Linked DNA regions of Homo sapiens: regions 1, 2 and 3 are each linked to region 4. A link is a contact called in ENCODE Hi-C or POLR2A ChIA-PET data. All regions are on one chromosome and are shown on one strand. The core of a region is the stretch at or near the end of the contact, and the rest is flanking DNA. Distances in the headings are between cores, read along the strand shown.

What was found. A loop is a pair of places that touch in the nucleus more often than their neighbours do. ChIA-PET counts read pairs that join two places held with the same protein, here RNA polymerase II (POLR2A). Pooled maps may share reads with other maps.
Region 1: a loop to region 4 is called in a map of naive thymus-derived CD4-positive, alpha-beta T cell, with 7 times the contacts of the local background. The contact joins the promoter of MAP3K14-AS1 here to the promoter of EFTUD2 in region 4. A Hi-C loop is called at or near these places in 1 of 168 maps with a recorded cell type or tissue (naive thymus-derived CD4-positive, alpha-beta T cell), 1 of 37 single-sample maps with no recorded cell type and 7 of 50 pooled maps. POLR2A ChIA-PET finds 5 or more read pairs at or near these places in 1 of 52 experiments (A673).
Region 2: a pooled map shows a loop between it and region 4 (8-fold over the local background). The contact joins the promoter of MAP3K14 here to the promoter of EFTUD2 in region 4. A Hi-C loop is called at or near these places in 9 of 50 pooled maps. POLR2A ChIA-PET finds 5 or more read pairs at or near these places in 4 of 52 experiments (BJ, SK-N-SH, T-cell and 1 more).
Region 3: a pooled map shows a loop between it and region 4 (5-fold over the local background). The contact joins the enhancer-like site here to the promoter of EFTUD2 in region 4. A Hi-C loop is called at or near these places in 5 of 50 pooled maps. POLR2A ChIA-PET finds 5 or more read pairs at or near these places in 2 of 52 experiments (A673 and CD4-positive, alpha-beta memory T cell).

The regions. Positions count from the first base shown.
Region 1 is chr17:45,246,011-45,252,908 of GRCh38, forward strand. MAP3K14-AS1 (MAP3K14 antisense RNA 1) reads left to right here and starts at 1,915. Exons shown (of 4, transcript NR_110326.1): 1 at 1,915-1,993. It overlaps FMNL1 (formin like 1), which reads left to right. Exons shown (of 27, transcript NM_005892.4): 25 at 200-320; 26 at 495-594; 27 at 857-1,308. The coding sequence ends at 586. It also overlaps the pseudogene EFCAB15P. RefSeq lists enhancers at 1,393-1,462, 2,713-2,762 and a silencer at 1,573-2,302.
Region 2 is chr17:45,314,644-45,322,240 of GRCh38, forward strand. It overlaps MAP3K14 (mitogen-activated protein kinase kinase kinase 14), which reads right to left and starts at 2,377. Exons shown (of 16, transcript NM_003954.5): 1 at 2,317-2,377.
Region 3 is chr17:45,223,547-45,230,112 of GRCh38, forward strand. The region is part of intron 1 of FMNL1 (formin like 1); the gene reads left to right. Among named protein-coding and RNA genes, the nearest start is that of FMNL1, 4.9 kb to the left of the region's middle. RefSeq lists enhancers at 214-283, 884-933, 1,474-1,523, 2,714-2,933, 4,494-4,553 and 5 more. Within about 2 kb of position 2,710, at least 25 of the 41 ENCODE cell types and tissues checked have a DNase peak (open chromatin) inside an H3K27ac peak, as active enhancers do.
Region 4 is chr17:44,895,154-44,901,940 of GRCh38, forward strand. It overlaps EFTUD2 (elongation factor Tu GTP binding domain containing 2), which reads right to left and starts at 4,292. Exons shown (of 28, transcript NM_004247.4): 1 at 4,216-4,292. It overlaps DNAAF19 (dynein axonemal assembly factor 19), which reads left to right and starts at 4,576. Exons shown (of 4, transcript NM_213607.3): 1 at 4,576-4,706; 2 at 5,837-5,988; 3 at 6,367-6,499. The coding sequence starts at 5,846.

The DNA of each region.
Region 1 (6,898 bases), core at 665-3,164, 350 kb after region 4:
GGATGCATGGCATCTCATCACCCTCTGGTGCCACCCCCACACCCTCACTGTTACAGACTGACCCTGCCCCAGGAGCCTGGGATGGGAAAGGGTTCTTTCTGCTCAAGCCAGCTGTCCTTGCTGTGGGGGACCAGGCAGATATTCCAGGGTTTTGGTGATGGGGAGGCATCCTGGAGCTGGAGCTATAAATTCCCCCTAGTCACCGCCAAAGGCCCGGCGGCCACAGATGGACCTCATCTCTGAGCTGAAACGGAGGCAGCAGAAGGAGCCACTCATTTATGAGAGCGACCGTGATGGGGCCATTGAAGACATCATCACAGGTAAGGGCTTGGCCAGGCCTTGGTCTTATCCTCAGTCTGTCCTTCTATGCTTTCTTCTGACCCAATGCGCTATCCTCTGGGGGACTGGCTGCCACACTGCTTCTTGCTACCTTTTCTGTTTTTCTTTCCTTTTTCCTTTCTCTACTCCCCTTCACCTGCCCCACCCCCACTCAGTGATCAAGACGGTGCCCTTCACGGCCCGCACCGGCAAGCGGACATCCCGGCTCCTCTGTGAGGCCAGCCTGGGAGAAGAGATGCCCCTCTAGCCCCTCAGGTACCCAGATGACCTGGCCTCTGATACCACGCTGCCCACAGCCCCTGGGACCCTTGGGAGAACTGAGGCATGCTGCCTTCTCCTGGGCCAGTGGATGGCTGGGATGTGATTTGTGGGGTGGAGGGGTCTGGCAAACATAAACGGTACCCCTGCCATGTGCACACAATCTGAGTCCTTAGGAGGCTAAGCTTTGTGCCCTGGAGCCATGCTCCCAGCTCTGGGCGGACTCCTGAATGGTAAATGTGTCTCCTTCGGCTGCCAGATCTGCGGAACCAGCCCTACATCCGCGCAGACACAGGCCGCCGCAGTGCCCGTCGGCGTCCCCCGGGCCCCCCACTGCAGGTCACCTCCGACCTCTCGCTGTAGCCGCTATTTCTGCAGGTGGATTCTGCAGGGGTGTGGGGCCGTGGACAGGCTGAGGCTCAAGGAAGGTGGTCCTCAGCTCGGCTGGCCGGGCAGCCCCTCCTCCGCTGTGGCCCGCCTCAAACGGGCTGGTGCATCCTCCTCTTGGCCACAGAGGGCAGCATCGCCCGCCCCTTCCCCCAAATGCTGCTTGCAGCACCCACCCTAAAGCCCCCTCCAAATAGCCATACTTAGCCTCAGCAGGAGCCTGGCCTGTAACTTATAAAGTGCACCTCGCCCCCGCAAGCCCCAGCCCCGAGGACCGTCCATGGACCTTATTTTTATATGAGATTAATAAAGATGTTTGCAAAAGATCCGCGTCGGCTCCATGCCTGCCGCAGCCACCCGCAGCCTGTTTCCGCTCAGCAAACGCTTTACTTGCACAAGCTCTTCATAGCAGGCCTCTGCAAACCAGCGGGCGCCGGGGAGAAGGGCTGCTTCTTCACTAGAGTTGGCGGCGAGGGAGCCCGCTTCGAGGGGGCGGAGGCTTTCGTGGCTGGCCCAGTATCCCTGCGGGAGGCCGGAGGGGGCGAGCGGGCAGCTGGGGTTAGACACGCCGGGCCAGCCCCGCAGCAGTTCTCCTTCCGGCTGCCCCGCCCCATTTGCGCCAGTCCTGCCTCCCACCCGGGCATCTGGCCCCTTTTCCTTTCGCCCTACCCAGTACTTAGTGACGCCATAAGTGACCTCGCCTTACATCTCCGCGCGTGCCGCCTCCGTCACCGCCTGCCGGGTCCCCATTTCTTCCGGGCCTGCCCCCGCTCCTCGCCTGCCCCTCCCCTCCACCAGCCAGTGTCGCCCCATCTGTCTGTCCTCCGGGCACTTGTCCCGCCCCTCACTGCGTGTCCCTCCCCCGCCCGCCGGCTCTCACCTAGGCCGAGACACGCCCCGGGCTGGGCGGGATCTTGGGGCGGCCGGGCTAGTAGGGCTGGATCAGGCGGAAGCCGGGGCCCGGGGCTGGGCTTCGTGTCCTGCGTTCCGGGAGCGCCAACCCCTCCAGGTTAGGAATCTGAGAGTACGGGCTGCGCGCACCTGGGGCGGGTGCCTGGGAGGAGGTGGAGGAGGAGACGGTCCTCAGAACGGGTCCTGGGGGTCGGAGGCGAGGGCGGGGGTTGTAAGTGGCCGGGAGAGGTCCCTCCCGCGGGTCCCGGCGCCCCCCGCCCCGTCGGGGACGCACCTACTTCGTGCAGTTTGTGCAGCGAGCGCGCCAGCTCCTAGTTGGAGAGGTCGCTGATGCGCGCCGCGTGGCAGAAGGCGAGCCCCGCGTGGGAGCGCCCCCCAACCCCCGCAGCCTGGGCTGAGCCGCAGAGCCCGCTGCTTCTTGAAGTAGTAGCTTGGAGAAGAGAGGCGGGGCGGCCGCCTCAGACACTCCCAGCCCTCTCTGTCTCACAGGTGCGGAAGCCAAAGCAGGGCCGGAAGCCGCTGCTTTGTCTTTGTCCTGGGGCGACTTGGGGCCCAGGAAACAGACTCAGAATTCAGGGCTCCCGTCTCTAGGGCAGGAATATCAGGGGTCCCTGCGGGGGGCAGGGTTTGCTCCTCCCATTGTGGGCCCAGGAGCTGGTATGGTTGTGCCCACCTCATCACCCCCCGTGCCAACTTGGAGGGCACAAAGCCCCGGCCCAGCAGCTTGAACAGCATTTCCAAGAACAGGGTCTGCAGTCCCTGGGGGTACAGAGCTGGCTGTTCCTCACCCGGCTTGGGGGCAAAAAAGGTGAAGGAGGGTGAGGAGGGGGCACCCCCTAAGCCAGGCCCACCCCTCCTCCACCAGCCTTGCCCCTCACCCATGCACTGAGCCAAGCGGTGGTTGTCATCGAAGACACCCAGGAAGTCAATGAAGCTTACGATTCCATCACCTGGGGAGAGAGGAGAGGGGGTGCTGTGGGTGCCTGCCCCCTGCAGAAGGCCTGCCTTGCACATGCCTGCTGGCAGTTCCAGGTGTTAGAGAATCTAGTCCTGCCTCTAGCCAAGGGCAGACCCCAGTTTCAATGGGGGAGAAACGGCCCATGCCTTGGGGGTTCCCAAATCAGGATTAGGATGAACACAGCAGCAACGTTTACAGGCCATGAGATAGGTGTGTTGGTCAGGGCAGGCTTCCTGGAAGAGGGAACTTTAAAATAGGACCAGGCCAGGATTTTGTGGGAAGGGGAGGCATTCTTTAAAAGAATGCCTGGAGGTGGGAGGGGACAAGAAGACAGGGTTGGGGCACCCACCATCCAAGTCTGCCTGCCGCAGAGCCTCGAACGTCTCCTGTGGACTCAGCTGGATACCCACATTGCCCAGGGCAACTTTCATGCTGTGCATGTCCACGGTGCCTGTTGGGCTGGAGCTGAAGAGTTTGAAGATATCCTGGAAGGCTGAGGGTAGAGGGGACAGGTGGCAAGACGAACCACCCACACAAGAACCCTGAGAGCTGCCCACTCTAACTCAGGTGGAACTGACGACTTGGCTCATTCCAACTCCCTCCTGGGTGTTTTAAATTTTTATTTATTTATTTATTTATTTTTGAGACAGAGTCTCACTCTTTGCCCAGGCTGGAGTGCAGTGGCGAGATCTCGGCTCACTGCAGCCTCAACCTCCCAAGGCTCAAACGATCCTCTCGCCTCAGCCTTCTGAGTAGCTGGGATCACAGGTACGTGCCACCACGCCTGGCTTATTGTTTAATTTGTTGTAGAGATGGGGTTTCGCCATGTTACTCAGGCTGGTCTCAAAGTCCTGGGCTCAAGTAATCCTCCCGCCTTGGCCTCCCAAACTGTTGGGATTACAGACATCAACCTCCACACCTGGCCTATAACTTTTAATATAAAGAGTAGCAGTGGCTGTTGTGTGTTGGTACATGTTATGTGCCCATCCAGTCCTCATGTCCAAAACTCATGTTTGAAAAACATTCAAAACTCATGTCCAAGGTCACATCTGGCAGTCTGGCTCTGAAGCTACAGTGTCTTGGAGCCCTGCTGGTGCCTGGCATGTAGTAGGCACTGACCATTGTTGATGATGAATAAAGTGATTCTGCTTTGAGGGGCCCTTGCCAATATCAGGACATGTTGTTTGGGGGAGCACTGGGGCTGTAGTTTCTTTTGCCTTTACCCCTATGGTCCTAGACCCCATGAGGCAGGGGAACTCAGATTTTTCCCCCCATTTTTTCTCCTTCTTTACCTTCTCCCTTCTTTTCCATCCTGTTCATCATCCATCTATCCATCCATCTAAATACCTGCATTCACCTATCTACCAATCCACTGAGTTTTCTTTTCCTTTCCTACACACACACACACACACACACACACACACACACACACACACACAAGACTGTGAGCCCTAGGGTTGTAGAGATGAGCAAATCAGACAAGCATGGAGGGATGGTTGCAAACACTGGCTTCTTGCAGTGACCCCAGCTTCAGGGCAGGCAATCCTTTGTAGTTTTTCCCTGAGCACCCCCTAATTTTCTTCTCTACTCCCAGTCCTGGGGCCCTCACCTGCCAGCTGCTGGGGTGTCTTGCCTGTCAAGCTGCCCCAGGAGAAAGAAAGAGGTTGGAAAGGTCTTTGCATCTGTTGCATAGAAATGCCAGGGCTAGCCAGGCTTTACCCCAAACCCAGCACCCGAGGCCTGGCCTCCGGTCCCTGCCTTCACCTCTGAGACCCAGCATCTGGACCTGACTCGGCTGGATGGGCAGCTTCACAAGGCCCTGGGTTTCTCTTGCCCTCCTCATGGTGTGTGCAGCCTTTGTGGCCATGGCTGCTGCTGGCTCCATCTGGGTCAGCCAGGCAGTATGCAGCTGCAGCCTCCCTTTCTGCATCCTGCCAGCCTGCTCCTTTGCTGGATCTCATGTGAGCAGCCTTTGAGGGTGCTGTGGAGGCCTCAGAGGCAGGAAGGAGAGAGGGCAGAGGGACCCAGCCCACTCAGGTACTCAGACTCCAGGGGACCTGGGACCAGGCCTGTGGGTATACAGTTCCACCTCCTCCCAGGATCCTCCATAGGAAGCTGTACCACAGCCCTCTATGCAGGGGATTCTGGGGAAAGGGGTAGGGCAGTGATTCCCCCCACCCTGGGTGAGGGAAAAGGACCCTCCTCCAGCCCTGGTCACCTGTTTGTTTTCTGTGATGACTCGGATCTCTTGGTCTTCTGCCCTCTGCAAATTACTCCTAAAACTCAACAGTAAGGCCAGGCATGGTGCTCAGGACTGTAATCCCGGCACTTTGGATGGCCGAGGAGGGAGGATTGCTTGAGCCTAGAAGTTCAAGGCTGCAGTGAGCCATGATGGCACCATTGTACTCCAGCCTGGGTGATGGAGAAAGAACTTGTCTCAAAAAAACAAAAAAATAAAACCCCTCAACAGTAAGAAAATGAACAGCCCGATTTAAAAAAAAATGGGCAAAGCCAAGTGTGGTGGCTTACATCTTTAATCCCAGCACTTTGGGAAGCTGAGGTGGGAGGATCACTTGAGGCCAGGAGTTTGAGATCAGCCTGGGCAACATAGAAAGATCCCATCTCTACAAAAAATAAAAAGCTTAGCCAGGCATGGTGGTGCACACCTTTAGTCCCAGCTTTTTGGGAAGCTGAGACAGGAGGATCACTTGAGCCCAGGAGTTCAAGGCTGCAATTAGCCATGATCGAGCCACTGCACTCTGCCTGGGTGATAGAATGAAGCCTTGTCTAAAAAAAAAAAAAAAAAAAAAAAATCTAATCTAAACAAGCACCTCACCAAAGAATATATACAAATGAAAGTAAGCATATGAAAAAATGTTCAACATCATATCTTATCAGCAAATTGCAAATTAAAACAATGAGATACTATTATGCAGCTATTCAGATACCAAAATCCAAAACACTACCACCACCACCAAATGCTGGTGAGGATGTGGAACAATAGGAACTGATTAATCGCTGGTGGGAATGCAAAATGGTGCAGCCAATCTGGAAGAGAGTTTGGCAGTTTCTTACAAAACTAAACGCACCCTTATCACATGATCCAGCAATCGTGCTCCTTGGTATTTATCCAAATGTTTTGAAAACTCATATCCACACAAAAACCTGCACATGGATGTTTATGGCAGCTTTATTCATAATTGCCAAAACTTGGCGGCAACCCGGATGTCCTTCCGTAGGTGAATGGATAAATAAACAGTGATACACCCAGACAATGCAATAGTATTCACCACTAAAAATAAATGCGCTATCAAGCCAGGAAAAGACAGGAGGAACCTTAAACATGTATTACCAGGTGAAAGAAGCCAACCCAAACAAACTGCATACCGTATGATTCCAAATCATTCTGGAAAAAGCAAAACAGTGGCAACAGTAAAAGGACCAGTTGTTGACAGGAGTTGGAGGGGCCAGGTAGAGCACAGAATTTTTAGGGCAATGAAACGACTCTGTATCATACTACAATCAAAACCCATAGAACGGGCCGGGTGTGGTGGCTCGCGTCTGTAATCCCAGCACTTTGGGAGGCCAAGGCGGGTGGATCACCTAGAGTCAGGAGTTCAAGACCAGCCTGGCCAACATGGTGAAACCCCGTCTCTACAAAAATACAAAAATTAGATGGGCATGGTGGCGGGTGCCTGTAGTCCCAGCTACTTGGGAGGCTGAGGCAGGAGAATTGCTCGAACCCAGGAGGTGAACAGAGGTTGCAGTGAGCTGAGACCACGCCATTGCACTCCAGCCTGGGTGACAGGGCACAACTCCGTCTCAAAAACAGCAACAAACCCCCATAGAATGTAGAACACCAATAGTGAACCCCATTGTGAACTGTGGCCTTTTGGTGATGATGATGAGTCAGTGTAGGTTTATCAGTTGTAACAAATGTACCACTGCAGGATGTCCATGGCGGGGGAGGTTGTATGTGGGTGGGGACAGGGGTACATGGGAACTCTTTGTACTTTCCACTCAGTTTTGCTGCAAACCTAAAAC
Region 2 (7,597 bases), core at 1,127-3,626, 420 kb after region 4:
TGATGGAAGCCATTAGTAGAAGTACGCTGCCTTTATGCGTATTGGGCTGACTTAGACTTTTTACTTAGGACTGACTTTGCTTTTAAGATTTCTGAACTTTCCCCCCAGAAAGAACATCTGTCAAACCAACCAATATGAATCTGTCAGCTCTTCATCGAGGCAGGCAGGCTTGTTAGGAAAGCCCATGTGCTGTCCATTGAGACAGGAAAAAAAATAGGAAGTTAAAAGTGCCTTCACAGGCCAAAGTGATACAACACTGTTCAGAGGGTGCCAACAACGAAGAAAACAACCCTGGATAAAGCTTTCATCTCTTTCACATCTCCGCAGATCTCTCACCAGACCCTAGCCAGGGATGAACTGTTATCAATCACCAAAAAAAAAAAAAAAATCACAACAGTTGCCGAGGGCTGGACAACCAATCAGCGCAAGCCATCTTCTCAGCAGTAAATGATATACACATATTCCAGGCAGATCACAAAGGAGTCAGTGTTCAACAGGAGAACCAAAATGAGGAACCAAACCTTCATCTGTTGAGGCGAAACAGCCCAACCAGACATTTTTGTTTAATAGAGGGAGACTGATTTGGCAGGGTCTCTGTGGTGCCGCTCCCACAAACTCTTAACAGACAATACCAATGACAAAAAACCCCCTTCAGAACTGCTTCTTATAATCAGAAAACACTCAGAAGATGGCCTGAAGCTTGGCAGCGTCTTGCTGTCTGATTTCACAAAGAGCTGGTACACATACCTGGGTACTTATCTCTAAAATTAGAGTCAGAGACGATTACTTTTATTTTGAGATCTTCTGAGAAGTTCTCCACACCCTTCAAAATAAATAAGGATGTCCGAAAGGTGTCTGAAAAATTCAGAGGTCTGGCATCGCTCCAAAGAAACTGATTGATATCACTTAAAAAACACCAAGAGTAAATCCAAACACAACCAAAGTAAGGCAAGCACTTTTTAAGTGTCCTCTCACATTAAGAGCATAAAAACCACACCAAAAACTTCTCCCTCCTTTCTGCATCTCAGTTCTATAATGTGGTCCTGATCTAGGATTCTGGGAAAGACCCATCCTTAGTCCCAGCTATGAGGCATCAGGCAAGATATATACCACCCCCACTCCCTCATACACACCTGCCTCAGGTGCCTCGCCCATAAAACAAGACACTACAATCTGTCTTACCACACAGCCATCTGAAGGAAAACGGAGCTCACAGGTATGAAGACACTAAGCAAAAAACACATCACTAATGTTAAGATACTGTCTCCTTCTAATCTTTCAGAAAGACCATGTTTCTAGTCAAGGGGTTTCCAACATTTTTCTTGGAATAAACTCCAGACTCCTATTTTATATCATGACCTCACTCTAATCATTTAATTTCATGTGCTTTTAAAGTCCTTAATTAAGTCATTGGTGTTCATTGTCTCCAGCGATCAAAAGTAGTTTTACCATTTACTTTGCTGATGTATGTACCTTTTCACCACTTATCCTCTCCCTCATTCATACCTCCAGTCCACCCTTTAGGGCCGAGAGCAACTTTTTAACCTCGACTAGGAAGGAAACACTTTTTCTGAAGCTACCCAGCACTAAGGAGGCTCCCGGGCAGGTGGGAAACGTACGTACAAGTGGCCCCTCTCTGCCTGGTGCCCAGTGGCTGCAAGATGCCAGGGCCACGATGGGTTTCCAAGATGGGAATGTTATATTTGAACCGACAGATAAAGTCCCGAGTTGGAGAGCCCAGAAGAATTACAGAGGAGGACTGGGGTCCGAGGGCGGAGGGAGGATGCTGCGGGCGGCCAGCACTGCCCCGCTGCATGCTGAGGACAGGCTTAGCTCCTGCTCCCCGCCTTGAGGTGTGACCTGAGAACTTCCCATGAAAGGCCGGGAGGGTTTCACGCCAGGGCAGATGCCAGGGCGCACTCCTGCAGGAGACACGTCCGCCCCGCGGCAGGCGAGCTCCATCCTGGGGGCACTGGGGCGCAGAGCAGGCGGGCGGGCCTGGCGGCGGCGCGGGGCACTAGTGAAGGGGAAGCAGGCGGCCCCTGCGCGCGCTCGGAGCCAGCGTGTGGCCAGCAGGAGTGCGCGGCCTGGAGGCCCGGGGCGAGCGCGGCACCGGCAGCGCGTGCGAGGGCGCGCCCGCGGACCGCTGCGAGTGGGTTGGACGGGGTACGTCGGACTGCGCTGGCCTGGCCGCCGACCCCACTGCTCCGGGGCGAGGGGCCAGGCCGCAGCCCAGCCCGGGGCTGAGAGGCGATCCATCCCAGCCGCTCCCTGGTCGCCTCGCACCGGGCCCCAGGGTCCCGCCCCGTCACCTACCGGCCAAGCGCCGATCTCCCCAACCAAGCGAGTGTTGCGCTCCGCTCGCCCGCGATCTCCCGCCGCCGGCCGCCGACCGCTGAGCTCCCGGCCCGTGGTCGCCCCGCCCCGGTCCCGGGCTCCGCCCCCTCGCCTTCTCGGCCGCCCCCGGGGCCACGCCTCCCCCGGAGGCTGTAACTTTGCCTCGCTTCGCGCCTCCTTTCTTTGGCCGCACCGCGACCCGTGGCCCCGCCCACTCCCCTACGCCAACCAATGAGACGGTCGTCCCGGCAAGCCCGTCTTCCCGCTCCCTAGCAACGATTGGTTAACGAGGCCTGGTTTCCAGAAATGGGCACTATTTCCGGACGATGTTTGTAGAAGGGAGATCGCTGGGCGGGCGGACTGACAGAAGGCGGAGGCGACTAGGGTGTTGGTGGAACCACACATGCGCCCTCGGCTTCTGGCAGTCTTACCAGCTGCGTTCTCGAGGTTACGGGAAGGAAGGGCGAGTGTGCGCATGCGTGGGCACTCCCTGCCACTGACTTCGGTTACCTTGGAGACAGCGAGGCGCTCTCCCTCGTGGGTCGCGCGCGTTCCGCTTCCTCTCTGCTGCCAAGCGGTGGCGGCTGAGGCGGGAGGTGGTGGGGGTAGAGACGTTTTTATTGAGCTCTTACCGTGTGCCTGGTCCTGTAGAATCCCTGGAATGAGTAAAGAAGGTTACAGTGCCTGCCCTCGAGAAGCTTGGGGAGCCAAGGGCTTACAGGGGCCCGACCTGTGGGTTGAAACCCAGGTACAAAGAGAGCATGTGGGTGCGTGGCGTGGTACGAGCGCTGAGCAAAGCATCTGCTCTCTGGGTTTGCAGACCACAGAGCCAGCAAGAGGATGAGAGCTTGATGTATGCAAAGAAAGGACCTGGAGTTCAGAATATGCATTGAAGTGTCAACAGTGCTTCTTTCTGAATGGGGGTCGGGGGTGGGGAGTAGGGAAGGTATAGAAACTTTTTCTAACTTTTGCCCCTCTGTATTATCTAGTGTTTCCACACTGAGCTTGTATTTTATTTGTAATAAATTCCAGGCCAGGCACGGTGGCTCACTCCTGTAATCCCAGCGCTTTTGGGAGGCAAAGGCAGGAGGATCGCTTGAGGCCAGGAGTTGGAGAACATCCTGGGCAATATAGCAAGGACCTCGTCCTTGCAAAAAAATAAAAGAATAGCCAGGCGTGGTAGTTTGCACTTGCAGTCCCAGCTAGAGGGGAGGCTGAGAGTCTGAGGTTACAGTGAGCCATGATCGTGCCACTGCACTCCAGCCTGGGTAACAGAGTGAGGCAGTCCTTTAAAAAAAAAATCCAAACTTTTTTTTTTATTGCAAAATAAAAGATGTACTCCTACCCTGGGCATCCCACTTCCATGAAGGGTCCATGGTAGGTGTGGTGAGTGGCTCTAGTCCGGGGATAGGCAGGCCCCACCCAAGGCTGTCTTGAAAAGTAAGGAACACCCCATCTCTGGAAGTGTTTGAGCAAAGACCACCATCTGCTTGAGACTACTTTGCAGACAGTCCGAAGCTGAACTCTTCTTTCTGGATATCTGTGCCAAACAGTCATCTCTGCTGGGGAATAGGGAAGACCATTTATTTAGGCAGTGGTCAAAAACTCACAACCTGAGGGCCTCATTCACTCACCCAGGCCAGAAATATGCTTTGTTTGGCTGGCCCAATATTTTTTTAAATTTGAATTTGAATGCCTTAGAGCAGAGCCTGCGGTTCCTTACAGTTCCCGCCACCCAACCATCTAACCTTATGTCACCTGTCTGGCCCCTGGAGCATTTGAGGTTGTGGCTCCCGTAGAGTCCGTGCTTTAGAGCCAAACAGTCTCTGGCGCCCACCCTGGCTCTGCCACTGACTAGCTGGGAGATGGCAGACAAGAAAGAAGCTGGACTGGTGGCCCCCAAATCTCTTTCCACCCCTAGGGTTTTGCATTTCAGTGACTCAGGGAAAGGCAGAGCTTGGCCAGATGTACAGGTTGGTATCGGCAATCTTGGATGCCCTTATTGCCTCTCCCACCACCTGTTTGCCTCTGGGCACACCACTTCTCAGGAAAGATGTGGGCACACCTCCAGAGTCTGCAGACACTCCCTGGCTTGCCTTTGCCTTCTCTCTCTTTCACTATTCCTTCTTTAAAACACCCAGTGTCTCTGTACTTTGCCCAGGTTCCCTTGACACCTCTGGTCCTGGGTCCCCTGTACACTCCCACCTACCCCATCAAGATGATCTGTCTTTAAGTCCGTCCCTGAACATTAATGTGTATTAATCAGAGACAGTGAACTGTGTTGACTCAAAACTGTAACTCTGGAGAAGGAATGTCACATCAGGTTGCAGGGGAGGAGCAAACCACTAAACACTGGTAAGGAAGATATTCGGGATAAGCAAGGCCTCTCCGTTTCAGCTACTTTTCTGAGGTCTTTCCAAGCCCCACTGTGTGTGGGTGAGGTGAGAAACAATACACCTACCCAGAGTGAGCAGTGTGGTGTCTCTGAGTCTTGAAATGCTTGCACCCTCTGGAAGGAGAGCTTCGGGACGAGATTACTTCCTCCAAGCTTAAGTCAAGACAACCTGGGAAAGCTTCTGGCCTTGAGTCACTTGTGCAGCCTCAGCTCTGCTTTAAATACAAGAAATTGACATTTACAGGATGACTCACACCTGGAGCAGTGAACTAGGTTCTCAGTACTCAAGGGTTCTCACACCCCATCCATTTCAGGTCTGGAAATAGCGTTAAGACTGTGCTATTCCGAAAGAATCGCAGCTTGTTTTCTGATACTTTACAAAAAGTAAGCCAGATAGACTTAGAGTACTTCATGTGCATAACCTCACTGAATGTTCCCTCTAGGCCAGGGTTTCTCAGCCTGGCACTATAGACATTTGGGGTTGGATAATTCATTGTTGGGGGACGGGGCTTGTATTCGCCTGTTTTCACGCTGCTGATAAAGACATAGCTGAGATGGGGTAATTTATAAAGGAAAGAGGTGTAATGGAGTCACAGTTCCATGTGGCTGGGGAGGCCTCACAATCATGGCAGAAGGCAAAAGGCATGTCTTACATGACAGCAGACAAGAGAGAATGATGAGAGCCAAGTGAAGGGGAAACCCTTACAAAAACATCAGATTTCATGAGACTTACGCACTACCATGAGAACAGTATGGGAGAAACTGCTCCAGTGATTCAATTATCTCCCACTGGGTCCCTTGCACAACACGGAATTGTGGGAGCTACAAGATGAGATTTTTTTTTTTTTTTTTTTTTTTTGAGATGGAGTCTCCCTGTGTCACCCAGGCTGGAGTGCAGTGGCGCGACCTCAGCTCACTGCATCCTCCTCCTCTTGGGTTCAAGTGATTCTCGTGCCTCAGCCTCCTGAGTAGCTGGGACTATAGGTGTGCACCACCATGCCCGGCTAATTTTTATATTTTTAGTAGAGATGGGGTTTTGCTACGTCAGCCAGGCAGGTCTTGAACTCAAGTGATCCACCCACCTCAACCTCCCAAAGTGCTGGAATTATAGGCATGAGCCACTGCGCCTGGCCTCAATGTGAGATTTGGGTGGGGCCACAGCCAAACCACATCAGGGCTGTCTTGTGCATTGCAGGATGTTTAAAAGCTTTCCTGGCCTCTGTCTACTACATACCTATAGCACTCCCTCATCCACCCAATGTGACAATAAATGTCTCTGGACATTGCTAGATGTCACCAAGGAAGCAAAATTGCCCCCGGTTGAAAACCCCTACAGTCTGACCCCATTGAATAGGTAGTATTACTGTCCCCATTTCACTGATGAGCAAACTGAAGCTCAGACAGAAGTAACTTTCCCAGTGTCACTTTGCTGTAACAGGAGACCCAGGATTCAAACCATGTCTGACTTCAGAGCCCCTGCCCTCCTGCATGCCGGACTCTGCAGAGAGACTTCAGGGTTCAGGGAGCCAATTGCCCATCAGTTCTCTAGGACAGTGCTGAAGAGTGAGTAAATCAGTGAAGGAATGCTATCCTTGGATCATTTTTCCTTTTCTGTTTGCCTTGGAAGAAAGGAAATTATATTCTGGTTTTTATTGCCTTAGTCAGCATGGTTTATGGTGCTGAGCCATGTCCAGTGAGAAAGTGGCTGATGAGTCATCTGAATGTGGATTTCAGGCCCCAAATTACTGTGAGATTCTGAAGTTACACTTGAGAATTCAGATGTGAGGCTGAGATAAGAGATGACTGGGGACTGTAGGGTGGATGTTCCTGGAGGAGAGCAGTTTTCCTTTCCCTGTCGGGACTGCCTGAAGTTGCAGCCACAGTGCTGTTGCTGCCCTCCCCAGCTTGGACCTGCCCTACTGCTGCTGTTAGCTGAGGTCTATGGAGAGGCCAGGGAGGCAGGAGGGGAAATGGATAAATGGATGCAGGCAAAGTGTGATCCATTCTCTCTAGCTATTTTGTGATCAGTGATCTCATATTGGTAGCTTGAAATTGGACATGTTGGGAGTATTTATACCATGGAAGTTGGCAAACAGTATAAATCAGGGCTACCCATCCTGAGTTGGTTGTTAAACACCTGCTGGCACACCACTGTGTGCTGGTTCTGGCCTGTGCCTGCTGCCCACCAAACCAACCCCACATAGGGAGATGGCAGGGGGCACCACAAACCACAGAGCTGCTGTAGAAGAGGAGGGGCCATGGCGATGTGGGTGAGGGGGAGAGGAGTGCCAATTTCAGCAAAGAATGGAGGTGAGGGCTGGTAGGGGACTCTGGAGGGTACTGGGCAAAGATGACCTTACAAGAACAGGTCCTGGGCACACCTTCCAGAGATCTAGCCTCCTCTCCCAACTTTGGAGCCTTCTTAGGGTGCCCTGGCTTGACACAAATTCTTCTCATTTCCTGATTTGGAGATTTTCCCCTCCAGACTCACCTGCTTACCTCTAGTCTCCTCTCCACACTATCCTCAAGCCTTCTGGTGAATTGAATCTTCCTAAGAGATCGCATAGGTCCTGTCATTCCACTCCCAATGTCCCAGCATCTCCTGCCCTTCGATATCTCCCTCCTTTCGCTTCTTCCTTTCAACCTACAAATGAGGTCAAGCCGAGGACACCCTAAAAACAACAAACAAACAAAACCTTGCTAGTTCTGGCTTTCCCCTGCACTGTTAGCCCAGCCTTCTTTCCCCCTTCACTCCCAAACTTCTTGAAAGTCTGCTTCATCTCCCACCCAAGTGGGCTCCTTACAGCCTGGTTTCTGCTCACCAGCCCTTCTCTCCATGAACTGCCTCCTAGTAGATGACCTTGT
Region 3 (6,566 bases), core at 1,460-3,959, 330 kb after region 4:
GGACGCCTCACACCAGGCTGGCCCCTGACTTCTCCATCTCTCCACCTGCCCTGCTCCCCGCTCCCCAAGCATAGGACTTCACAAAGCTGAGCTGAGCTGAGCAGATGGGGGAGGGGGGAGAATGAGGAGACACAGTCTCTGGGGGCCATCTGGAGAGCCTGCATTGGTGGTGGGTCCTTGGACCCCTGCCAACCTGGTTGGAGGGACATGGGTCTGTCTTTCCGCCAAGTGTGTGTCTATGGTCGCGGGTGTGGGCTCTTGGGGTGAGGTCCTGACCCCAATCTTCTGTTTAGCACGCTGATGGGGAGGAGCCCTGTGAATAATTCAGACCAGGGGAAAATCCACAAGTCAAATGGTGAGGTTCTGATGTGTGTGTAGGACTTGTTTGCCCTGCTTGGATTTGTGGCTGTGATTGGCTGAGTCTGACACTAAATGCCACTGGGAGTCCCTGAGTACCAGGATGTGGAGGGGGGACACCCACAGGTGGGTCAGAGAGGGTGTGCTGGTGGAGAAAGTGGAGGTGCCTAGCAGAAATTTAGGGTAGCAGCACCCACCAGGGCTTACCCCCTACCAGGTGCCCAGGAACCCCAGTGTGTTTATACCTTCTTCCCGGGGTGGCTCAGCCTGTCTTATATCCTGTTGTGGGCAGGTTAAACCCAATCTAAGGACACTTGGCTAAGACCCTGGTTCCTCTCATTCCCCACCAGCAGGGGCATGAGGCTTGCCCCAGGGTGACAACCTTGACCTCTGCCTGAGGCTGCCCAGGGCTAAAGAGTTGGTTCAACCCTCAGGTCTGGCAGTGTGTATCGCAGAGTTGGTCGCTATGTGAACCCCCACCCGAACCACCATGGCCAGAGCTGAGTCCTGTCCTCGGTCAGTGTCTAAGAGGAGAAGAACCTTAGATTGCTGAGGGGAGGGGCCCACCGCCATCAGTGGTCCCCAGTCTCAATGGGAGAAGCACAGTCCTGCCCTCAGGGATGTAGTCCAGCGGCCCCAGGGAACCTCTTCCTTCCCCTTTTGTCCCTGGTGGGGCATAGGATCCTGATACCCCAAACTCTCCTTCCTCTCCTGGCTGTAGGACCTCTCTTGTGGGTGAGGGGTGTCCCCACTTACAGCCAGACAGGAGGTGCAGGGAGCCCTTCTCCCATGCAAGGGTGGGTGGTGGGGGGCTACCTTTCCAAGAAAGCTGTGAAAGAAAGGGGTGCCCCCTGCTTAAAATGGGGGTGGAGAGAAAGAGCAGGTTGAGCCAGGGTTTCCGGCTGCTGCCTTAGCAACAGCAGAGGAGCGATGGCTGCCCAGCCCCACGGGCCTGCTGTGATGGTGGGAACACCAGCCAGCGGGGCGCCAAGCTCTCGCCTCTCCTACGCCCATGCCCAAGGCTGGGTGTCTTCCAGCCCCTTCATGCCTTCCCCTGGGAGGCACGCAGGGTCAGGGACTGGGATGACAAGGCGACCTTTCCAGGCCTGCCAGAAGAGCCACACTTACACCTGGGCCTGGGACACCCCTGATCTGCCGGGCAGGGAGAATCCCATAACCTTGGGGCAGAGGGATCAAGGGAAGGTGTCAGGGGTGGTGTACGTGAGGCCAAAAGCCATGCTGGCATCCAGTAGCAGTGGAGAGGAATTTGCCTGATGGGTGCTCTTGGCTTGTGCCCAGAGGCCTGGGTGCCTGGCCAGGCTGTGTGGGGAGGTCAGGATGGCCCCATGTTGGGTGTGGGCCTGGAGTCCTGCTTGCAGCTGGGGCCCTTCCCTTCTGGGGCTGGCAGTAAAGGGCAGGAGGGACTGCAACTGAGGCACTGCCCCCTGGCCACTCCCACCTCCGGGACAGGGCAGATGAAGTGTGGGGACCTGGAGCCATGGGGTCGCTCAGGCCTTATGCCTGCCATTTGCAGGACAGAGGATCTCCGGGGGGATGTGGCCATGTGGTCTGATGTTGGGCTGGGCAGAGGGGAGGGGTGACATTCCCAGCAGGCAGGGCTGGCACATACTAACCCTGGAAAGCCACGGATGTGGTGGGCATGATTCACAGTGACATCTGGGGCTGACTGGCAGAGAGCTGGGTGAGACGGGTAGAAGCAGGTGCTCTCAGGGCTACCTCTGCCTTTTTCCTGGGAACATGGAGCCCTGGAAGGTGGCTTGGGGGGCCTTTGAGGGGACAGGGGTTACTTATGGGAAAGGCAGGGACGTTTCCTGAGCTTTGGGGTCATGATGTTTGGGGGTTGAGATTCATTTTTGTCACTACCTGCATGGCCCTGGACAAGTTACTTAACTTCTCTGAGCTGTAGTTTCCCTCACCTGTAAAAAGAGAATAATAATGGCATCTGCTGGCCTCCTAGGATTGTCGAGAGGGTGAAATAGAGGACTTCGCACAGTGCCTGACACAGAGCAGATGCTCAGTAACCCCCCTCCACTGTGAGAAAGGGGATAAAGCTGGAGCTGATCTGGTCCTCTCCATCTCAGGGCCCATTTAGCGGAGGGAGCCCAGACCCTGCCTGTCCCCTCCCTCCACCTCCACTACCAAGAGCACCCAAGGTTACTGTGCACTCCCCAGGAGCCCCAGATCCTTAGCTAGTGAGGGCCAGGCAACCTCCCCACCGTTATGCAGGTCACCAGCAGTGGGGCCCAGACCGAAAACTGCCTGGTGGCCGGAAACCGCTGGAGGGAGGGCCTACCTCTCCTGGAGGGTGGGGCAGCGATGGTGCTAACGGTAGCAGTGTGCACATGGGAGGGGGAGGGGAGGCCTCCACTTCCCCCTGAGAGAGGGTGTGCTGGTGGGGGGGTTCCCCAGTGAGTAAGAGCTCTGTGTGGGCAACAACAGGAAGCGTGGGGCGCTGGGTGGCAGGAAGTGGAGCTGGCTGTTCCTGGTTCCTCAGATGGGGGATCTGGGCCAGGCTGTCTGCAGAAGACCCCTGGGGGCCAGGACCCACATTTCCCATTCCCCGGCTGCTCCTTCTTTGGAGGAAGCCGGGTCTTCCTTGCTAGCTTGCCACCGAGGCCACCCTGGGCAAGCACCTTAACCTCCTTGAGTCTCAGTTTCCCATTTGTGAAATAGGGATTATAACAGTATCTATTTTGTAGGCTTGTTGAGGTTTAAATGAGTTTTGATGTAAAGTGCTTAGAACGGCACCTAGCACCCAGTGTTTGGGATTGAGAGATTAATTCTGAGTGAAAAAAAGTGTCTGGGGAGCGTTTGTTATTGTTACTGTTGTCGGTGTTGTTTTCCTCCTACCAGCCTGGATGATATAGGTAGTGGCTTCCACCCTGCTTGCCCTTGTCCCAGCTGTGGGGACCCTTGAACTCTGATGGGAGAAGCTGTTAGCTCTTTGGGTCCTCAGCACCTGATCCTGGGGCTGGGTCTCCTCATAGATCTCCTGTAAGCCTGGAATTGCTTATAAGAGCCCCAGAAAATCTATATGCCAAAGTTTAAAAAAGGAGGTAAAATTGATTGTGTTTGGATATGTGCCGAGAACACTACAACTAAGGTTGAGACCATATAGAGGTGGGCAGGTGGCAGGGAGATGGATGGGGGAGTGGGGGCTGGGGGACAGGCTCAGCTTCTGGGCCCATCGGGCTGAGGAAAGCCTGTGGGGCTGGCCTGAGACTGGGATTGATGTCCAAGTTCAGGGGTACCCTGGGGCTTGAAGGGCTAGGCCATAGGGAGAGATGGGCAGGTGGACTGAGACGTAGGCTCCGCTCAAACTGAAAGTGAAACCCTAGGGTGTGGCTGTGTCCAGATGTGGACGCAGCCCCTTCAGCCTCCTGGGACACTGTCTCAGAAGTAAGCACTGGTGTGGGGGAGGTGGGGGAAGGGCTCTTAGCAGTGTCTTTTGGGGGCTGGTCTTAGGTGAGCAGATGCTGGGGGTCCCCTCTCACACTCAGGGCAGGGAGGGAGGAGAATGGTCCCCACACATTCTAATAGAAAGATGTGGGGAATCAGTTCCTTTTCTCGGCCACACCCTAAAAGATGAATCCTGTCTCTTTCCTCATCTGGCCCAAAGCACTAAAGGCAGCAGGGAAAGTAGGCTGAGGCTAGTTAAGGTTTGGCCAAAGCCTTGGAGACAAGTCTGTGTTTCTGGATGTTTTCACAAACTTCTGCTCACCCTACCATCCCCTACCCTGGGGTCTTCCATGGACCCCTGCCCCTCCACCTCTTCTGCCTCTGTGAAGTGCTTCTTCATAGTGTTAGGCCACTGAAGAGCTTTGTTAAATCCAAACTCAGCTTCTCACTGAGTGTTCCAGGAGCTCCGTGAGTGTGAGGCTCCGGTGAGGGAGTGCGCCCATTTTATGGAGGAGGAAGCTGAGGTCCAAGGGGGCAAAGAAGCTGTAGGGCTAGTTGGGCCCAGAGCCTGGGTCTTTTGAAGCCAGCTCCAGGTCCTCCATGTGGCAGCTCATAGCTGTCCCTCCCTGCCCCCCTCAGGAGGCAGGTATCCCGCCCACCTGGACTGCCAGCCCCTCCCCTCCTACTTGAGCACTGTCAGCCAACTCTCCGTGTGTCCCCCAGCCCCCCATCCCATGGTGCTGCTGCCTCGCTGAAGGCCCTGGTCTGGGGGTCTGTTCCTGTTTTCAGGGTGGCCTCACTCCACCCCGAGTGAGTGGCATCTGATGGCCCCTCTCCTACTCCCTGGAGTGCCTGGCTCCTCGGTGGGCACAGCCACAGCTGAGGAGCAGCTGCTAATTAGTGTTCGGCGCTGTCAGAGCTATTTCTGATTTCTGAGCCTAAATTTAGCCTGTCTGGCAGGCTGGCATGTGGGCCTGGGGGCCTGAGAAGGCCCAGGTGGGGAAGGGGCATGGGCACCCTGCCCTCCACCACTGTTCAGACAGGTGCTCCAGGCCCCAGCAGAGGCCTCCCCTCGGCAGTAACAACCAGGGGGCTGTCCTGGGGGAGTGGACCCAGGTGGTGGCTCAGAGTCAGCTCCAGGCTCAAAGCCAGCCCAGCTCTCCTCTTACTGGCTTCGTAACCTTGGGCAGGTCACTAAACTAATCTGTGCCTGCACCTGTGAGGTGGGAATGTTAACGGTGCCAGTGACGGCAGTGAGGGTGGAAGGCAGTCGTCGGCGCGCAGGGCTCGGAGCAGTGCCTTGCACAGTAGGCATTCTGGTGGAGCTGGCCACCTGACTGTTGGAGATGTCATTATGACTAGTTACTGCCCCTAGAAATGCCGCTGGGGCCATTCCAGAACCATAAAGTTCCCTGGGTGGGTGAGGGCCTGGGAGGATTCATGTCGGGAAGCAGCTGTCCCCTCTGTGGCTCTGTGCTGGGCTCAGCCATCCCCTTACTCCCTGGCCACCGTCTTTTGTGCCGGCCACGGCTCCAGTTTCCCTGGCACTGCTGGCCCTGTCTCTCCTCTTTGTCCCTTTTCTCCACCTTGCTCCCACCTTAGCCCTGCCCCACCCTTTGTCTCTGTGGGGTGGGGGTGACTGAGAGACATCATCGAGAGAGACAGACAGATGGACAGGGACAGAGAGACAGAGAATGACCTCGCCTCCTTTGTACTCCTGGGCGGTTCCCCCACCCCCTGCCCCTGTGGTAGCAGGAGCTGTCCTGGCCCTTGGAGGGCTGGGGGAGGGCGGCTGATGAGACAGCGGTGGTTTCCTCAATCCAGGCTCACTTTCGCAATAGGGGAGAGGAATGACGTATTCCACCCCCTTCAGCCGCTGGGGGCGGGGGGCCTGGCGGAGGGGCAGTTTCACCTCTCCAGCAGGGCCTGGCCGGAAAGCTTAGGCAATGGAGGCTGAGCGCACCCAGCTTCCTGTTGTCTGGGCCTGACCCAAGGCAGTGATTTTGGGGGTAAGGTCTGGCTGGAGCCCCAGAACTAGGCCCAGCACCCTGGAGGGGAAGCTGGCTGGGGAGTCTCAGGTGGGTGTGGCCCTCTGACTGCTCCAGCTGTGGCGTCTCTGCAGAGCCACATGACTGAGGGTGTGGAGCGTGAACCACCATGGCTGGTGAGCCCCTCAGGGTCTCCCACATCCCCGATGGAGACTCTTACTCAACTCAGATCTCCTTGAGGGCAGGAACTGTCTTTTTGGGCCAGACATATAGAAGGCTCTCAATAACCTGGGGTTTACTAAATTGAAGGGAACTGGCCTCATCTTTTGGGTCTGTCAGGGAGACAAGCCAAGTCTGGGGGTCCAGAAAGCCCCTGGTGCTATTGACACCTGGTTGATTCGGCAGCCCTGGGCTGGCGCTAACCTGCTCCGTGGTGGCAGGGGCACCGTACCCTTGTCATCTGTGGCCAGGGGAGGAGGACCCAGGCAGAGCTCTGTTGACCTTTCTCAGCTCCTGGGGGAGTCCCAGCTGGGCGGCCCCCACCACAGACCCAGGGCACTGGCTCTTCTCCCCAGTGCTGTGGCCGAGTGACCTTCCCCGCAAATCTCCCCGCCCCTGCAGCTGTGATCTGGAACTCCCTGCCTGCTGACATGGCCGCCCTCAGCTCCCCCAGCCCTCTCCTTCCTTTCTCAGCCTTCTCCTCCAAGTGGGAGGGGGCTGGAGAGGGATGAGGAGAAGGCTGCTGTCCACTCTCCTTGCAAGAGATTTCCTGGTGTTCGTGAGGCACTGGTGCCCTGGGCC
Region 4 (6,787 bases), core at 3,042-5,541:
CATGAAAATTAATTATAAGGAATTCAAATGTCAGTGTCTATTAAAAAAGTTTCATTGGGAGGCCGGGCGCGGTGGCGCATGCCTGTAATACCAGCACTTTGGGAGGCCAAGGCAGGCAGATGACCTGAGGTCAGGAGTTCGAGACCAGCCTGGCCAACATGGCAAAACGCTGTCTCTACTAAAAATACAAAAATTAGCTGGGTACGGTGGCTCACACCTGTAATCCCAGCTACTCAGGAGGCTGATATAGGAGAATCCCTTGAACCCAGGGGGTGGAGGTTGCAGTGAGGCGAGATGGCACCACTGCACTCCAGCCTGGGAGACAGAACAAGACTCCATCTCAAAAAAAAAAAAAAAAAAAAAGTTTCACTGGAAAACAGCCATGCATATTCATTTGCATCATTTACAGTTGCCTTCACACTGTAATAGCAGAGTTGAATAGTTGAGACTGAAACCATATGGCTCACAAAGCCTAAAATATTATCCAGTCCTTAATAGAAAAAGTTTGCCAACCTCTCCCTCACCATGTGTAATTCCTACAAACAAGAACATTCTCCTACATAACCACAATACAACCATCAAAATCAGAAAATTGATATTCACACATTACTACCACCTTCTTTACAGATCCCATTCAAGTTTCACAGATTGTTCCAATAATACCTTACACACCTAAGGATCCAATCCAGGATCATGTTTGCATTTGGTTGTCATGTCTCTAGTCTCTTTGGATCTACAATCTTCAGTCTTTGGATCTACAATCTTCAGTCTTTCCTTCCAAGGACTGTCATGAAATCCTTAAGGATGTCCCTTGATTTGAGGTTGTCTGATGTTACCTTATGATAATATTCAGGTTATGCGTTTTGGGCAGGAATATCATAGAAGTGATGCTGTGTTCTTCTCAATGCATTTCGTATCAGGTGATACATGATTTCAATTTGCCCCATTAGTGGTAACGTTAACTTTGATCACTTCATTAAGGTGATGTTTGCCAGGCCTCTCCATTGTAAAGTTACTCATTTTCCCTTTGTAATTAAGTAGTGTTTTGTGGGTTTTCTCCACTTCAATTACTGAAATTCTATTCAAAGAAACAGTTCAAATGCCACCACCTCCTTCAAGCTTTCCTAGCTCCTCAATTTCTCATTCCTCTATCCTACTAGAGCTTTTTGCACCTTTATCAGTATTTAATTTTGTCTTAAATAGTAGTTAACTGGCTGGGCACAGTGGCTCATGCCTGTAATCCCAGCACTTTGGCAGGCCAAGATGGGCGGATCATGAGGTCAGGAGATAGAGACCATCCTGGCTAACACAGTGAAACCCCGTCTCTACTAAAAATACAAAAAATTAGCCAGGTGTGGTGGCACACACCTGTAGTCCCAGCTACTCAGCAGGCTGAGGCAGGAGAATCACTTGAATCCAGGAGGCAGAGGTTGCAGTGAGCTGAGATCGCACCACTGCACTTCAGCCTGGCTGACAGAGTGAGACTCCGTCTCGAAAAAAATAAACAAAATAAATAAACAAATAGTAGTTACTAATTACCATCACCAACTATAGTTTATAAGCAATAAATAACAGACTAGAGCATCAGGGCTCTGGAGTTGGAAGACTTAGATTCAAATCCCAACTTTGTCACCAACAACTATGTAACTTGAGGTAAGTTACTTCATCTCTTCCAACCTGATTCCTATTCTTCAACTGGAAAATGGAATGAATAATCCTCACTGAATAAATGGTTATGAGGATTAAATAAAACACCCTGTGTAAAGAATTTACCAGAGTCCAGCTGGGTGCAGTGGCTCACGCCTGTAATCCCAGCACTTTGGGAGGCTGAGGTGGGTGGATCACGAGGTCAGGAGATCGAGACCATCCTGGCTAACACGGTGAAACCCTGTCTCTACTAAAAATACAAAAAATTAGCCAAGTGTGGTGGTGGGCGCCCGTAGTCCCAGCTACTGGGGAGGCTGAGGCAGGAGAATGGTGTGAACCCAGGAGGCGGAGCTTGCAGTGAGCGGAGACAGCGCCACTGCACTCCAGCCTGGGTGACAGAGAGAGACTCCGTCTCAAAAAAAAAAAAAAAAAAAAAGAATTTACCAGAGTCCTAGGCTCAATAAACGTTAGCTAGCATTATTTTTTGCCATCCTTGATCATGAGAACCCTGTGTTCCATGCACCTGCTTCTTCTCTTCACTTCTTTTATGATACTAAATTTAATTTTAAAATAATACCAAAAAGTGGCAAGAACAGTACAAATAACTTTCTTTTCCCCAAATATTTGACAGTATGCTGCTGACACAATGCCTCTTCACCTCCTAATACTTTAGAGCAAGAGTTGACAAACTCTGACCTGTGGCCAAATCTGGCCCCTCCAACTGTTTTTGCATGGTCCTCCAGCTAAGAATGCATTTTACATTTTTATTTTTTTATTTTTTTGAGACGGAGTCCCGCTCTGTTGCCTAGGCTGGAGTGCAGTGGCACGATCTCGACTCACTGCAACCTCCGCCTCACAGGTTCAAGCGATTCTCCTGCCTCAACCTCCCAAGTAGCTGGGATTACAGGCACCCGCCATCACACTTGGCTAATTTTTGTATTTTTAGTAGAGACGGGGTTTCAACCATGTTGGCCAGGCAGTCTCGAACTCTTGACCTCAGGTGATTAGCCCACCTCGGCCTCCCAAAGTGCTGAGATTACAGGTGTGAGCCACCGCACCCGGCCACATTTTACATTTTTAAATAATTGAGAAAAAAGTACCAATGCTAACACAGCCAATAGCCAAGACAGCACCTTGCATAAGTAGGAACTGGATAAATGTTAACTGAATGGGATGTTTAATTTTAAGATGCTGATATTTCTTGGATTAGACTGATACCTCCAACTCCCTCAATGCCACCTGCTGGGTGCTGAATGTAGAGAGAGAATTGGAGCTCCAAGGACCAATAATTAAATGTAAATTATTATGGAAACTTTCACATGCATATTCTTTTTACTTCTAAAAAGCTACTATCGCATTTATGCTTATCTCATTCTCCCAAGACCCCAGTCAAGGGATTGAAGAAATTATTTATTTATTTTATATATATTTTTTGAGACAGAGTTTTGCTCTTGTTGCCCAGGCTGGAGTACAACGGCACGATCTCAGTTCACTGCAACCTCCGCCTCCTGGTTTCAAGCGATTCTCCTGCCTCAGCCTCCCGAGTAGTTGGGACTACAGGAGTGCACCACTACGCCTGGCTAATTTTTTTGTATTCTTAGTAGAGATGGGTTTTCACCATGTTGGCCAGGCTGGTCTCGAACTCCTGACCTCAGGTGATCCGCCCGCGTCTTTCTCCCAAAGTGCTGGGATTACAGGCGTGAGCCACCGCGCCCGGCCGATTGAAGAAACTGTTATAGAAAGCTGTTCATGGAACAAGCCAAGCTCATTTCTGCCTCAGGGCCACTGCACTTGCCTTTCTCTTTGTCCAAAACGCTCTCCCCTTTGATATTTTTCACCTTGTTCCTTTATTTCAATCAAGTCTCCACTAAAATGTCATCTTCTCTGTCACTCTAAAAAGTCCCCCATACATACTCTCCAACTTCCCACTTTCACTGTTTTATTGCTATTCACAAATGTTATACATTTATCACTAGCTGACTTGTATCTAGTTGTTTACTGTTCATTTCCCCAACTACAATTGAAGCAAAGACTTTGTTCACTTAGTACTGTGCCTAGCATAGACTAAGCCCTCAATAAGTATTTACTGAACTAATGAATGACTCTAACAAGGTACACAGAATATAGCTGATTTGCCCACAGTTACACAAAACTAGCGACTCATGGTAACAAACCTCACTGCCGCTTCCCGCTACAATGCAGGAGCTCAGAGGACTTCGGAGGGAACTTGGCAAAGAACGGCTGAAAGCGGCACGGATAGAAGAGGAAGTGAGCGAGGGGACTGGACAGTTAGAGCACCACTCCTACCTAGCGATACGATTTTACGGACTGAGGCTATAGAGGCAGCCCCGAAATCGAGGTGTGTGCGTGTGTGCGCGCTTCGGAAGCCTTGGGAAGGCACGAGGACGACAGGGTCTTCCATTCTTTTTCCCGCTCCAGGCCTCAATTTACCGATCCGTAAAGCGAAAGGGGCCAATAGCATATAAGGCCCCTTCCAGATCTGACGCTTTTTAATTTCCTATCCCACCTGGAGCAACCCTTCCGTGCCGCTGACCCGCTTCAACTTACCTCTCGCCTGCTCAGCTAAGAGTTCCCAGGCCGCTGCCGGAGATCGTGCTTCCGCCCCACGCCGAGGAAACGCCTGCGCCCGCCGCCAGGAAGGACCCCGCAGACGCCGCTGTCGCCTTTCTGCCCGGGAGGACAACCCTCTGCCTGAGGACCAGTTCCGAGGTATGCCCGCCGCGGACTGGCAAGGCGGAGTAGCGGGTCCCCAAGACGAGTAGCCCAAGACGTGGGCTGCTCCAAAGAGGGTGAGAGCTGAGGATGAACGAATCTGATCAGGCGCCTCGGGACCACCCTGAAAATGGGGGGAGGGGCCTTCGGGCAGATCACGTGGTCAGGCTGTTAGCGCAGTTGCTAGGCAACCACAGCTGCGGGCGTGGTCTGCGCGGGGTTGCCCTCCTGTTCTGGTTTATCAGGGGATCCCCAAAGAAAGCAAGGGGACCAAGGCCGGGACTGCTGGGGTGAAGGTCCGGGAGGCTGAGTAAGGGGACGGAAGGGTTAGTTCTATGTATTAAATGCCTGGGGAGGGCTGAGAACTGGACACCTGATTTCGGTTACTGGCCACCCCAGCCCCTTCTTGGCGTTCAGATTCCCTACGTTGGGGTAGGGTGGCTATGGGATTGGTTGGGGACTTCCTGCTTCCTTGCGCTAGGGCTGTTGGTGATGACCCCGCCACAAAATCTAGCTCAACTCACTAGGAGTTTGCAGTTCAGAGAGGTCCCACAAGTAAATGCCAGAGCCACGACTAGAACCCACGTAGAGAATCTCTCTGCAGTGGCTCACGCCTGTAATCCCAGCACTTTGGGAGGCCGAGGCGCGCGGATTACTTGAGGTCAGGATCGAAAATTGCTTGAACCCCGGAGGCAGAGGTTGCAATGAGCCAAGATCGCGCCACTGCACTCCAGCCTGGGCAACAGAGCCAGAAAAAAAAAAAAAGAAAAGAATATCTCTGTAGAAATGATCAGTCAGCCTCAGATATGCAGAAACTACAGAAGTACAGTGATAGAACTAAAGGCATTGCCCAGGTACCTAGGGACCTCTGTTCCAGCCCTGGGCTGGACAGAGGGATTTGGGGATGGGGTCATTGAGCTCCTTCCTTTGCCCCTTCTACTTGATTTCCTGCTCAGTCATTGCATCTGGTTTGGGTGAAAGTCTCCTTCCTCATTAAAGACATTCAATGAAGAATGAAACTTTATCCCCGAGCTCAAGGGTAACTAACAAGAGTTCTGCCTTTGTGTGAGGTCCCCTGTCGAAACGACTTGCTGTAGAACAATCCTATGGGGGAAGAGTGAAGAAACTGAATTCTGAGATCCCAATGCCTCCTCGACTGAAGCACCAAAATTAAAAATATTTTTAGAGGCAAAGAGCAAAATTAAGACAGAACTCCAAATTGAAAGTCAGGACTCTGTATTCTATTTTCAGGGACAAGTCTTGTGTAAGTCCTCACTGTGAAATTCAACTTGTCTTTGTAAAATAGAAAACCAGATTTTTGTAACACCTCCCAATCTGAGTGACATGATGTCCAGAGTGCTTTGGGGTCATTTTGTGTTCTGGTGAATAATTCAGAGGTACCCTCTTTCCCCTGATATTGACTGTCCACTGACATGTATTCCCTTTGCCTTCCCAGGCACAGGCCATGGAAAGGAATGACATCATCAACTTCAAGGCTTTGGAGAAAGAGCTGCAGGCTGCACTCACTGCTGATGAGAAGTACAAACGGGAGAATGCTGCCAAGTTACGGGCAGTGGAACAGAGGGTGGCTTCCTATGAGGAGTTCAGGTTGGCTCACTGCCATTTTTCTCAGGCCCTCCTGTTATGGTGGATTATAGTAGTTAACTCTGAAATCAAACCATTCTGGGCTTCAGTCCTGGCCCCACCGTCTACTGTTTGATCTTATGCAATTTCCTTAACTTCTCTGAGTCTCAATTATTTATCTGTAGAACAGTAACTGTTATAATTAAATGAGTTCTTGCACATAAGACTGAGCAAGTGTCTGACACATGTGAGGTGCTTGAAAGCAGTCAGCTATCGCTGTTGTTATTATTATGGTCATATTGGTCCGTAACAGGTTTATCCTATACCATGCAAAGTCTAGCTGCCTCACACCCACAGACACAGCATTAAGTCCATTGCCTAATTTCTGTCCTTTGCCTACAGGGGTATTGTCCTTGCATCACATCTGAAGCCACTGGAGCGGAAGGATAAGATGGGAGGAAAGAGAACTGTGCCCTGGAACTGTCACACTATTCAGGGAAGGACCTTCCAGGATGTGGCCACTGAAATCTCCCCGGTAGGTGAGGCCCTGCCCCTTTAGTCCAGCAGGATTCTCTGCCCTAAAGCTTCAATCCTGTTTTTTCATTTTGTTTTGTTTTGTTTTGTTTTTTTAACCACACATACCTCTTCTTTATTTGTCATGTTAAACCAACAGAGATAGGTTTCTGCCTCCAATCCCAGAAAGAAAAACAAACAGCAGATGGCAAAGCTGAGTTGAAGTGGGCAGAATGAGTCAGAAAGTTGGGCTAGGAAGGTCGGCTTCCCTTAGTCCTTTGACTTTCATTCTCAGATCAGAATTGGGATG